Regions from separate parts of the Homo sapiens genome. Here region 1 is linked to region 2. Evidence: read pairs that join two places in POLR2A ChIA-PET (ENCODE). Cell type or tissue: IMR-90. All regions are shown on one strand. Each heading gives the region's core, and the rest is flanking DNA. Links, peaks and the distances in the headings are about the cores only. Region 1 has its middle 14 kb from the start of AKT2. Region 2 overlaps PLD3 (phospholipase D family member 3).

The links. Peaks named below come from ENCODE experiments on the same cell type or tissue, not always from the same donor. Only the 100,000 strongest peaks of a DNase experiment are listed, where the experiment ranks them.
Region 1: POLR2A ChIA-PET joins it to region 2 with 16 read pairs; 7 of 35 experiments call an interaction of 5 or more read pairs at or near these places.

What each region holds. Positions count from the first base shown.
Region 1 is chr19:40,297,009-40,302,380 of GRCh38, reverse strand. It overlaps a transcript of C19orf47 not described here and the pseudogene RNU6-945P. Among named protein-coding and RNA genes, the nearest start is that of AKT2, 14 kb to the right of the region's middle. In IMR-90, for the core only: no CTCF peak of the experiment used is centred there; no DNase peak of the experiment used is centred there.
Region 2 is chr19:40,362,894-40,368,265 of GRCh38, reverse strand. PLD3 (phospholipase D family member 3) reads right to left here. Exons shown (of 13, transcript NM_012268.4): 2 at 2,336-2,548; 3 at 1,756-1,847; 4 at 1,582-1,656; 5 at 1,351-1,493; 6 at 387-570. The coding sequence starts at 1,782. Among named protein-coding and RNA genes, the nearest start is that of MIR6796, 4.3 kb to the left of the region's middle. RefSeq lists a silencer at 155-320. In IMR-90, for the core only: no CTCF peak of the experiment used is centred there; a DNase peak (open chromatin) is centred at 2,415; H3K4me3 peaks cover 879 bases; H3K27ac peaks cover 797 bases.

The DNA of each region.
Region 1 (5,372 bases), core at 264-5,263, 66 kb after region 2:
CCTCAGAAGGATCATCTGAGCCTGGGGGGTGGAGGCTGCAGTGAGCCGTGATCCTACCACTGTACTCCAGCCTGGGTAATAGAGCAAGACCCTGTTTCAAGGAAAAAAATATCAATTTGTTGCAAAATAAGGTTGGTCTCTTATTAAACTTGGCCTGATTATTTATGTAAGAGCAGTAAGAATAATGATTGATTGTAAAGATTCTTTTTTTTGCTTTTTGGAGATGGAGTCTTGTTCTGTCGCCTAGGCTGGAGTGCAGTGGCACGTTCTTGGCTCACTGCAACCTCTGCCTCCCGGGTTCAAGCGATTCTCCTGCCTTAGCCTCCTGAGTAGCTGGGATTACAGGTGCCCACCACCATGCCCGGCTAATGTTTTGTATTTTTAGTAGAGATGGGGTTTCTCCATGTTGACCAGGCTGTTTTCCAACTCCTGACCTCAAGTGATCCACCTGCCTCGGCCTTCCAAAGTGCTCGGATTACAGGCATGAGCCACTGTGCCTGGCCCAGATTGGACCTTTTTTTTTAAGATTTTTTTCCTAGACAGAGTCTTGCTCTGTCACCCAGGCTGGAGTGCAGTGGAGTGATCTTGGCTCACTGCAACCTCCACCTCCCAGGTTGGAGTGATTCTCCTGCCTCAGCCTCCCAAGTAGCTGGGACTGCAGGCGTGGGCCACCATGCCCAGCAAATTTTTGTATTTTCAGTAGAGATGGGTTTCTCTATGTTGGCCAGGCAAAGCTTCTCAGGCCAGGCGCGGTGGCTCGCACCTGCAATCCCAGCACTTTGGGAGGCTGAGGCAGGTGGATCACGAGGTCAGGAGTTTGAGACCAGCCTGACCAACATGGCGAAACCTCGTCTCTACCAAAAATACAAAAATTAGCTGGGCATGGTGGTGGGTTCCTGTAATCCCAGCTACTCGGGAGGCTGAGGCAGGAAGAATCTCTTGAACCTGGGAGGCGGAGGTTGCAGTGAGCCAAGATCATGCCACTGCACTCCAGCCTGGGCGACAGAGCGAGACTCTGTCTCAAGAATAAATAAATAAATAAATAAATAAATAAATAAATAAATAAAAGCCTCTCAAGGTTATGAAGCCAGGGACTTGCCATCAAACTATGCCTATGGCACTATAATACTGTAGGTATTAAAAAAAAATTATAATCTGTCAGCTCAGTCCCATGTAATTCTTATTCTTCCTGATGTTGTTAGCAGGGTTTCTTTTTCTTTTTATTTTCTGAGACAGAGTCTCGCTCTGTTACCCAGGCTGGAGTGCCTCGGTTCAGTGTAACCTCCACCTCCCGGGCTCAAGCGATTCTCGTGCCTCAGCCTCTGGAGTAGCTGGGATTACAGGTGTGCACCACCACACTCAACTAATTTTTTTGTTTTGTTTGTATTTTTAGTAGAGATCGGGATTCTCTATGTTGGCCAGGCTGGTCTCGAGCTTCTGGCCTTAAATGAACCGCCTGCCTGGGCCTCTCAAAGTGCTAGTATTACAGGCATGAGCCACCACACCTAGTCGAGTCAGCAGTTTTCTGAGTCCAGTTTTTCCACTAGAGTTTTGGAAATTCTTACCCAGTCCAATGTTATAATCATAAGTTTATTAGGACCTTCTATTCCAGACTACTTGTCAGAGTCATTTCCATGAATCTTGAAGAAGCAATTTGGGGCAATAGCTGATTGCAAATGCTTTTAGAGAAGAACCAAAACACTATTGATGAGCAAGACAGAATGGCCATGGTTAAAAAATCTGATGAGAGTTCATTATAACCAGCAATTGACAAGGAAACCTGGTTATTTCTGTGGCATATATCATGTTAACATAGTAACAAAATTATGACTTATAACATTAGATTTCTAGGAATCTCATAATTTTTAGAACATTCATATCAGTAACATATCCAGAAATATAACTTTTTTTTTTTTGAGATGGTGTCTAGCTGTGTCGCCCAGGCTGGAATGCAGTGGTGCGATCTTGGCTCACTGCAACCTCCGCCTCCTGGGTTCAAGCAATTCTCCTGCCTCACCCTCCCAAGTAGCTGGGATTACAGGTGCCTGCCACCACACCCAGCTAATTTTTGTATTTTTAGTAGAGACGGGGTTTCATTGTGTTGGCTAGGCTGGTCTTGAACTCCTGACCTCGTGATCCACCTGCCCTGGCCTCCCAAAGTGCTGGGATTACAAGCACGAGCCATTGCACCCGGCCATATAACTTATTTAAAAAAATGTTTTTTATCACCCTCATCACCTCCTACCCTGGGTTCATAAATATAAACGTTTAGCATCATTTATTATTTGACAATGTTTCCCATTTAATTTAACATTTCAAATAAGCCTAATTAGTCTAATATCTCTCTTTTTTCAGATGGAGTTTCGCTCTGTTACCCAGGCTGGAGTGCAATGGTGCGATCTCGGCTCTCTGCAACCTCCGCCCCCTGGGTTCAAGCGATTCTCCTGCCTCAGCCTCCCGAGTAGCTGGGATTATAGGTGCCCGTCACCACGCCTGACTAATTTTTTTTGTATTTTTAGTAGAGACAGGGTTTCGCCATGTCGGCCAGGCTGGTCTTAAACTCCTGACTTCAGGTGATCCACCTGCCTCGGCCTCCCAAAGTACTGGGATTACAGACGTGAGCCACCGTGCCTGGCTAATGTCTCTCTTTTTCGAGGTGAGAAACACATCTTTTGAGCTTTCCCAGGGGCTCAACTGGCAAATTCCAAAGTTAATTCAAGGTCAAAAGACTGAATTTAGAATTTGATTTTAGGAAGTTTGTCAAAAATGTAAAAAAAGATTTAAAACACTTGATGAGTGCTTGCTTTGGCAGCACATATACTAAAGTTGGAATGATGCAGAGAAGATTAGCATGGCCCCTGTGCAAGGATAACTCACAAATTCATGAGGCCTTCCATATTTTTTGAAATTAAGAAAAGAAAAAAGGAAAAATTTGATTAATAGGATCTCAGGTAACTATTAATTTAGGTCACTAATAATTAGTCTGGTTACCAGAGTGATTATTGAATTATATAGTGATCTGGGATCCTATTTAATCAACTGTTCATTTTATAATCATTTAATATTTTATGATTTAAGTATTTAATGAGCATTTAATATTTATTAATATTCATTTCATAATCACCAGGGTAATTATTAAAAGGCTTTGAAGGCAAATAAAGTTATATAGTTGTAAAAATATATATATTAGCTCTCTTAATAGGATTTTATTTTCTTGGAAAGTAATTGAAGGCCTGATAAAAGATAACATGAAAGAGAAAATTATTTTGATAAGACATAATTTTTTAAGGCAGATTACTTAAAAGGTGAAAAAGAAAATCTTTCACTCTTTTTTATCAATACTACAAGAAAATCTTGCATTTTAAAAGATAATGCCAAATTCTAGTTTTGCATCAATGTACCCTTGATATTAGGGCTCATTTTTAAGACATAATAAATTCACTCTCATTTTTAAGACATAATAAATTCACTCAATTTTGGTCAGTTTGACCACAAAAGATTCTCTCTTTCCAACTTTTATATGCATTCAGTTTTACCTGTATCTTTTCTTCCTTCCTTTATTCTGCAACAACTTATAAACTAGACTAAGTTATTTTTCCTCAACAAAACCCCCCCACATCTTCATACCTCACTAACATCTTACTTTCCTTGTACACTTTGCATACAGAGTCACTTATAGTAGTTATATAATTATATATGAGAATTTTAAGTCTTAGCAACTCTACAGCGAAACCTAGGAAGTAAGCGATTTTGAACTGTCATGAGCTAACATTTTGTGAAGACACATAATTTCTAGAAACGTGTTTTCTCGCAGAATAGTTTTTCAGTATGAAACAGGACATGTTTACCTATGGACCCAAATATATTATTTCTTTCTATAAATTTTAAGAAGCCAAAGGTAAATAAACTTGTGTCTGTGTTCAGCAATGAATGCTTTAGTATTTTGTTTTATTTGGAAATGACCTGGATATTTAATTAATATCTGCCATCCAAGGGTGTTGTTATCAGTGAGGTTGGGAAACCGTTTTAAAGAGCTATTTATAAACCACAATTATTTTTTCTTTTTTTTTTTTTTTTTTGAGACAATGTTTCACTCTTATAGCCCAGGCTGGAGAGCAATGGCATGATCTCAGCTCACTGCAACCTCCGCCTCCTGGGTTAAAGCATAAAGCACGATTGTTGTTGAAAAGTTCATTTATCAACTTTGATCCTACTTACATTTATTTATTTCACATGTTCTTAACAATTATGCTTAGATTAGTCATGGAAGTTTCATGAGACATTAGACAAAGTCAGCTCTCCCAAGTCATTTCCCTAGTCACCATTCTTTTTTTTTTTTTTGAGACAGAGTGTCACTCTGTCACCCAAGCTGGAGTGTAGTGACTCTATCTCGGCTCACTGCAGCCTCTGCCTCTGGGTTCAAGCCATTCTTTCTCCTGCCTCAGCCTCCCGAGTAGCTGGGATTACAGGTGTGCACCACCAAACCCGGCTATTTTTTTTTTTTTTTTGAGACGGAGTCACCTCTGTCGCTCGGCCTGGAATGCAGTGGCACGATCTCAGCTCACTGCAACCTCCGCCTCTCAGGTTCAAGCGATTCTCCTGCCTCAGCCTTCTGAGTAGCTGGGAGTACAGGTGCCCGCCACCACGCCCAGCTAATTTTTTTTTTTTTTTTTTTTTTTCCGAGACGGAGTCTCGCTCTGTTGCCCAGGCTGGAGTGCAGTGGTGCAATCTCGCCTCACTACAACCTCCGCTTCCTGGGTTCAAGCAATTCTCTGCCTCAGCCTCCAGAGTAGCTGGGATTACAGATGCCCGCCACCATGCCCAGCTAATTTTTGTATTTTTAGTAAAGACAGGTTTTCACCATCTTGGCCAGGCTGATCTTGAACTCCTGACCTTGTGATCCACTCACCTCGGCCTCCCAAGGTGTTGGGATTACAGGCGTGAGCCACCACGCCCGGCTAACTTTTTTGTATTTTTAGTAGAGACTGGGTTTCACTATGTTGGCCAGGCTGGTCCTGTACTCCTGACTTCAACTAATCTGCCCACCTTGGCCTCCCAAAGTGCTGGGATTACAGGCATGAGCCACTGTGCCTGTCCCCACTATTCACCATTTTTACATCAAATGCATGTCAGGCAGCCATCATCTAAGCAAGGACCATAAGTGAAATCCATGTATAAGGTTTTTGGGTTTTGTTTTTGTTTTAATTTTTTTTGTAAGTCAGAAGACAGAGCTGATTTTCATTAAACCAACAATATTAAACTAGTTTTATTTACCAAAGATGTACCCAAGTCATGTGAACTTGAAAAGCATTTGGATTACTTCCTATATTTCTAGCAGTTTTAGGCATACAGTCATCTCCTGCATAATGATG
Region 2 (5,372 bases), core at 139-5,138:
CTGGAGAGAAGAGGTGGCCTGCCTGGGGTCACACAGCTGGGAGGTGGCCCCTGTCTTGAGGCTGGGCTGTTAATTACTCCACTCTTCCCTTTCTTTGTGTGACTGGGTCAGGACAGCTTGTGGGTGAGTGACATCTGCCAGCCTAATAATCCCTTGTAACCAAACCCGCACCCTGACATTCAGAGGCCTACAGATGACCGTGACAAACGCCCCCAGTCCAGAGAGCCACGTGACGACAGCTGCTTGCAAACACCTGTGTCCAATCTGCTGTGTGAGACACACCCCTCTGTCTCCTGGGCTGCAGGAGAAACCCCTTCATTCCCCACAGCCCCCGCTGCCTCCCACCCCCTGCCCCTGCTGCCGGCCAGGGCCAAGGTTGCAGGTACCTGCTGGGCAGAGGGCTCCTGCGTGTGGGTGTCATTGTTGGTGAGGGTCCAGTAGAAGGAGGCGATGTCCAGGCTGCTGTGCGCACCGGCGAGCAGGCCCAGCCAGGCCTGGCTGGTGGAAGGGTTCCCCGTGGAGGCATTGGGGAAGTCCAGGCCCTCAGGAATGCTTTCCACCAGCACTGCTCTGGGGGGTGGGGGATGCTATCAGCCATACGGTGCCGGAGAGCAAGGGCTGGGAGGTGAGTGCTCAGCTGTCCGTCCATGGGTGTGTTGGATAGACTGTATTTTTTTTTTTTTAGAGACAGAGTCTTGCCCTGTCCCCCAGGCTGGAAGCGCAGTGGCGCCATCTCAGCTCACTGCAGCCTCGAACCCCTGGGCTCAAGCGATCCTCCCGCCTCAACCTCTTGAGTAGCTGGGACTACAGGTGTGCACCAGTATGCCTGGTTACTTTTTTTACTTTTAGTAGAGATGGAGCCGCACTACATTGCCCAGGCTGGTCTGGAACTCCTGGGCTCAAGCAATCCTCCCGCCTCAGCCCCGCAAAGTGTTGCAATTACAGGCGTGAGCCACCAAGCCCAGCTAAACTGTATTTGAGTTTTTCTTTTCTTTTAAAAAAAATTTTTTAAAACTGTGTGTATTTGAATGCGTGCCTGGACTCATGATCCTCTGCGTGTCTGTCTAGAGGTGTGGAAGGAAGGTCGTGTATTGAGATGTGTGTGTGGGTCCACAGATGTGGGTGGAAGATGCTGTGTCTGTTCACAGGCCTGACAGAAGATGACGCTGTGGCTGCCATAGAAACTATGTGTGTGGAGGAGGAGGGGGCGGGCGAGCACTTGGGAGCCTGCAACCTCCTCACTTGTCGCAAGCGCTGGGTAGGGCTGAGTGCAGGCCCTGTTTAGTGTGTGCTTAAGTGTACCTGGTCTGGCAGGCCCCTCCCCCACCAACTGCAGCACCCCCCACTTACTCGCAAGGGTCATAGCAGGGGGCTGGGCGCTGGTTGGGCCCAAAGAGATGCAAGTCGCCGTATTCCCATAGAAACAGCTGAGTCATCAGGGCTCCGAAGCCCACAACCGCCAGAATGAGGACCAGCAGGACCCAGCGGGCTTTCTGTGGGGAGGAGGAGGTGGTCAGCCAGCCCGAGGGGGGCAGCCCAGCCTGTCTCTGAGACAGAGCGAGGGTGGCGGAGGGCTCCTACCTTTTCCGCAGCCTTCCACGCCTCAATCTCATTCATGGGCAGCTCATTGGCGGGCTCCTCTGCAGGCACCTTCAGCTGGGGATGGGGACAACAACGGGGGTGACAGGTGGCTCTTGGGAACCCCCACCCCCACTGTACCCAGTTCCACCCTGCTGAGCCCCCCAATCCACCTACCTCCTGGTACATCAGTTTAGGCTTCATCTTCCCTCAAGGCTGGGGGATACGCAGAGCCCAGGTGAGAAGGTGGGTGTGTCAGGGTCTCCAAACTGGCAGAACAAAAGTGGGCACTGTGTGGGGTGTTCTACGCTTTCCAGGGACAGACATCACAGAAGAGTGATTAGTCTTGGGGCTATTCATAATCATGGGGGCCACTGGCACACTGCCCACCACCCCAAAAAGAGGAAGCTGGTCACTGGTCAGCAGGATTTCGAAATCCCTCAAAATCCAACGCTCTGCTGCCTGCTCTTCACTCTGCAGTGCCCACCCTGCCCCCATCAGCACCCACGCAGCTCCCCTCTAGCAGCCCCCTTCTCCCTCCTCCAACCTGTAGACACCCCAAGAAAGGCAGCGCTGGATGAGGTCAGCGGAGCCCCAGGTCTTTGTGCCTGGCTTTTCTCAGCCCTGGGACAGGGGGTATATTCTAGGTGGCTCCTCCGCCCTCAGGTGCCCCCACACCACACAGCTCAGCCAGGGATCATCGGGGCCTCCCTGCCACCCCGCTGCCCATCCCCCCAGCCAGCCTCCCCCCACCTACCCCTGAGGGGCCTCGGCCTCGCTCTCAGGCGTCTGCAGCTACCTCCGGTGGGCCCCAGCTTCTGTCTGGACAGGCTGAACGAGGGTGGGAGGAGGGGGCGGGGCCTGTGGGAGCTCCGCCCACTGCAGCGGGGAGTCTGCGCAGTGCGTGCCCCAGTCCGGGCTCACCGCAGCGAGAAGCGGGGCTCGGCTCCCCAGACACGGTCGCTCCAGCCTGGCCGGGTTGGGGGGTAGTACATGGCTGGTGGATGGGCTTTGCTACATTCCACCCTAGAGTCCCCGTGTAGGGCAGGGAGGCCACAGGTAAAGAACAAAAGGAACCTCACGTCTTTTCTCATTTACAAACCTTGTGAATTTGTGTACCATGGACATGCATTACCTAGTCAAAAATAAATACATAAATGAAATTAATAAAACGCTTATAAAATGAAACGGAGAGATCATGGTTGAATAACAGAATGAAGAAAGGTAGCGATAAAGTCAACAGAAGACAGTTCACAGCATGAGATGGGAAGAAAAGGTCAGAGGAGATGGTGAATTTTCTGTTGGAGTCTATTTAGATTTTGGTATTTGATTTTTTAAAAAAAGCCAGCTGATATTTTGGTAGGGATTTAAAAAAATTTATTTTCCGATCCACCCCATCCCATATCTCCCAAGAGGGATTTAAGGCCCCGGCTGGAGAAATACACTGGAGACCCCTTTCCTCTCTCATCCCTCCTCTCCTAATTGACAGAGGGTGGCACCTCTTTTCACGGCAGGGTGGCACCTCTCTCAATGAGACAGGGACACCCTCTTCCCTCAAGCTCCCCCAAACACACATGGCAGGAAGTCAAGAGATAACTGCAGAAAAGGAGTATTACTGAGAGAAGCAACAGGGCAGAAGTGGTTGTCTTCAAGGGAGTGGGATTTTGGGGTAGGTCAAGATTGCTTTTTATTGTAAGCCTATTTTCTTTTCTTTTCTTTTCTTTTTTTAGTGCCAGAGTTCTGTTCCCTAGGCTGGAGTGCAGCAGCATGATCATAGCTCACTGCGGCCTCAACTTCCCAGGCTCAAGCAATCCTCCTGCCTCAGCCTCCCAAGCAGCTGGGACTACAGGCACGTGCCACCATGCCCAGCTGCTTTTTTTTTTTTTTTTGGAGACGCAGTCTCGCTCTGTCTCTCCCACGCTGGAGTGCAGTGGCGCCATCTCGGCTCACTGCAACCTCCACCTCCCTGGTTCGAGCAATTCGCCCACCTCAGCTTCCCGAGTAGCTGGGACTACAGGCGCCCGCCACCATGCCCGGCTAATTTTTTTTTTGTATTTTTTAGTAGAGATGGGGTTTCACCATGTTAGCCAGGATGGTCTCGATCTCCTGACCTCGTGATCCGCCCGTCTAGGCCCCCAAAAGTGCTGGGATTACAGGCATGAGCCACCGCGCCCAGCCGCAGCTAATTTTTTTTTTTTTAATTTTGTATAGACGGGGTCTTGCTTATTGCCCAGGCTGAACTCCTGGACTCAAGTGATCCTCCTACCTTGGCCTCCCAAAGTTCTGAGATTACAGGCATGAGCCACCACATCTGGCCCCTATTTTCTTTTTTCTGAGACGGAGTTTCGCTCTTTTGCCCAGGCTGGAGTGCAGTGGCACAATCTTGGTTCACTGCAACCTCCGCCTTGTGGTTTCAAGCGATTCTCCTGCCTCAGCCTCCCGAGTAGCTGGGATTACAGGCGCCTGCCACCACGACCAGCTAATTTTTGTATTTTTAGTAGAGACAGGGTTTCACCAAGTTGGCCAGGCTGGTCTCGAACTCCTGACCTCGTGATCCGCCTGCCTTGGCCTCCCAAAGTGCTGGGATTACAGGCATGAGCCACTGTGCCCAGCCTATTTTCTTTTTTAAAATTGTGAAACATAAGCTATTTTCAGAGAAGTATAGAAAATATCTCGGTGTAGGTTGAGAAATAATTATAAAGCAAACACAGGCGTCACCAGTTTCATTACCTTTTAAAAAATCAGGGGCGCGCATTACTCTTTTTTGAAAAAGAAGAAAAAGAAAACTCTCAGAGCTAGGTGCTCCCCTTACTCCAAGATCCAACCTAGATTTGTAGGGATAACTTGCAAACTCCTCCCTACCAATGTCAGATCCCAGACTGGCGAGGGTAGAACATGCTAGATCCCCTCTTTTCATGGCAGGAAGACAAATGGGGATGCCTAAAAAGGATCTAGCAGGTCGGGTGTGGTGGCTCACGCCTGTAATCCCAGCACTTTGGGAGGCCGAGGTGGGTGGATCACCTGAGGTTAGGAGTTCAAGACCAGCCTGGCCAATGTGGTGAAACCCTCTCTCTACCAAAAATGTAAAAATTAGCTGGGCGTGGTGGCGGGCGCTTGTAATCCCAGCTACTCGGGAGACTGAGGCAGGAGAATTGCTTGAACCTGGGAGGCAGAGGTTGCAGTGAGCTGAGATTGCGCCACTGCACTCCAGCCTGGGTTAAAACAGAGCGAGACTCCGTCTCAAACAAACAAACAAACAAACAAACAAACAAATCTAGCAAGAAACAGCAACAGACTAAGGTTATTTGAAACTCCAGAGGTCACTAGGAGAAGCAGAAGATAACATCAGTCTTAGAGGCGGTTGACCACAACATTGTGGGTGGAGGAGGCAGGAGGGAGTGCAGGAAATGCTTGTCTTCAATTTTCTTTGAAGGCCTTGGTGAGACATATTTTTATTGAAGAATATGGAGTTGGAACAGCAGGCAATGTGAAATTAGGGAAGCCAAGATGAAGAAAAACAAAACCGAAGGCAAGGTGGGGCATGGAGATCTGAAGTAACAGGGCTGGCAGCGTCAGGGCTGGAGAACTGGGATGGTCACTAATAAACCAAAAATAAGGAGAAAGGCCTGGCACCGTGGCTCACACCTGTAATCTCAGCACTTTGGGAGGCTGAGGTGAGAGGACTGCTTGAGCCCAGGAGTTCCAGACTAGCCTTGGCAACATAGCAAGGCCCAGTCTCTACAAGAACATAAAAAATAAAAACAAAAACAAAATAAAAATAGGAAGAAAATAGA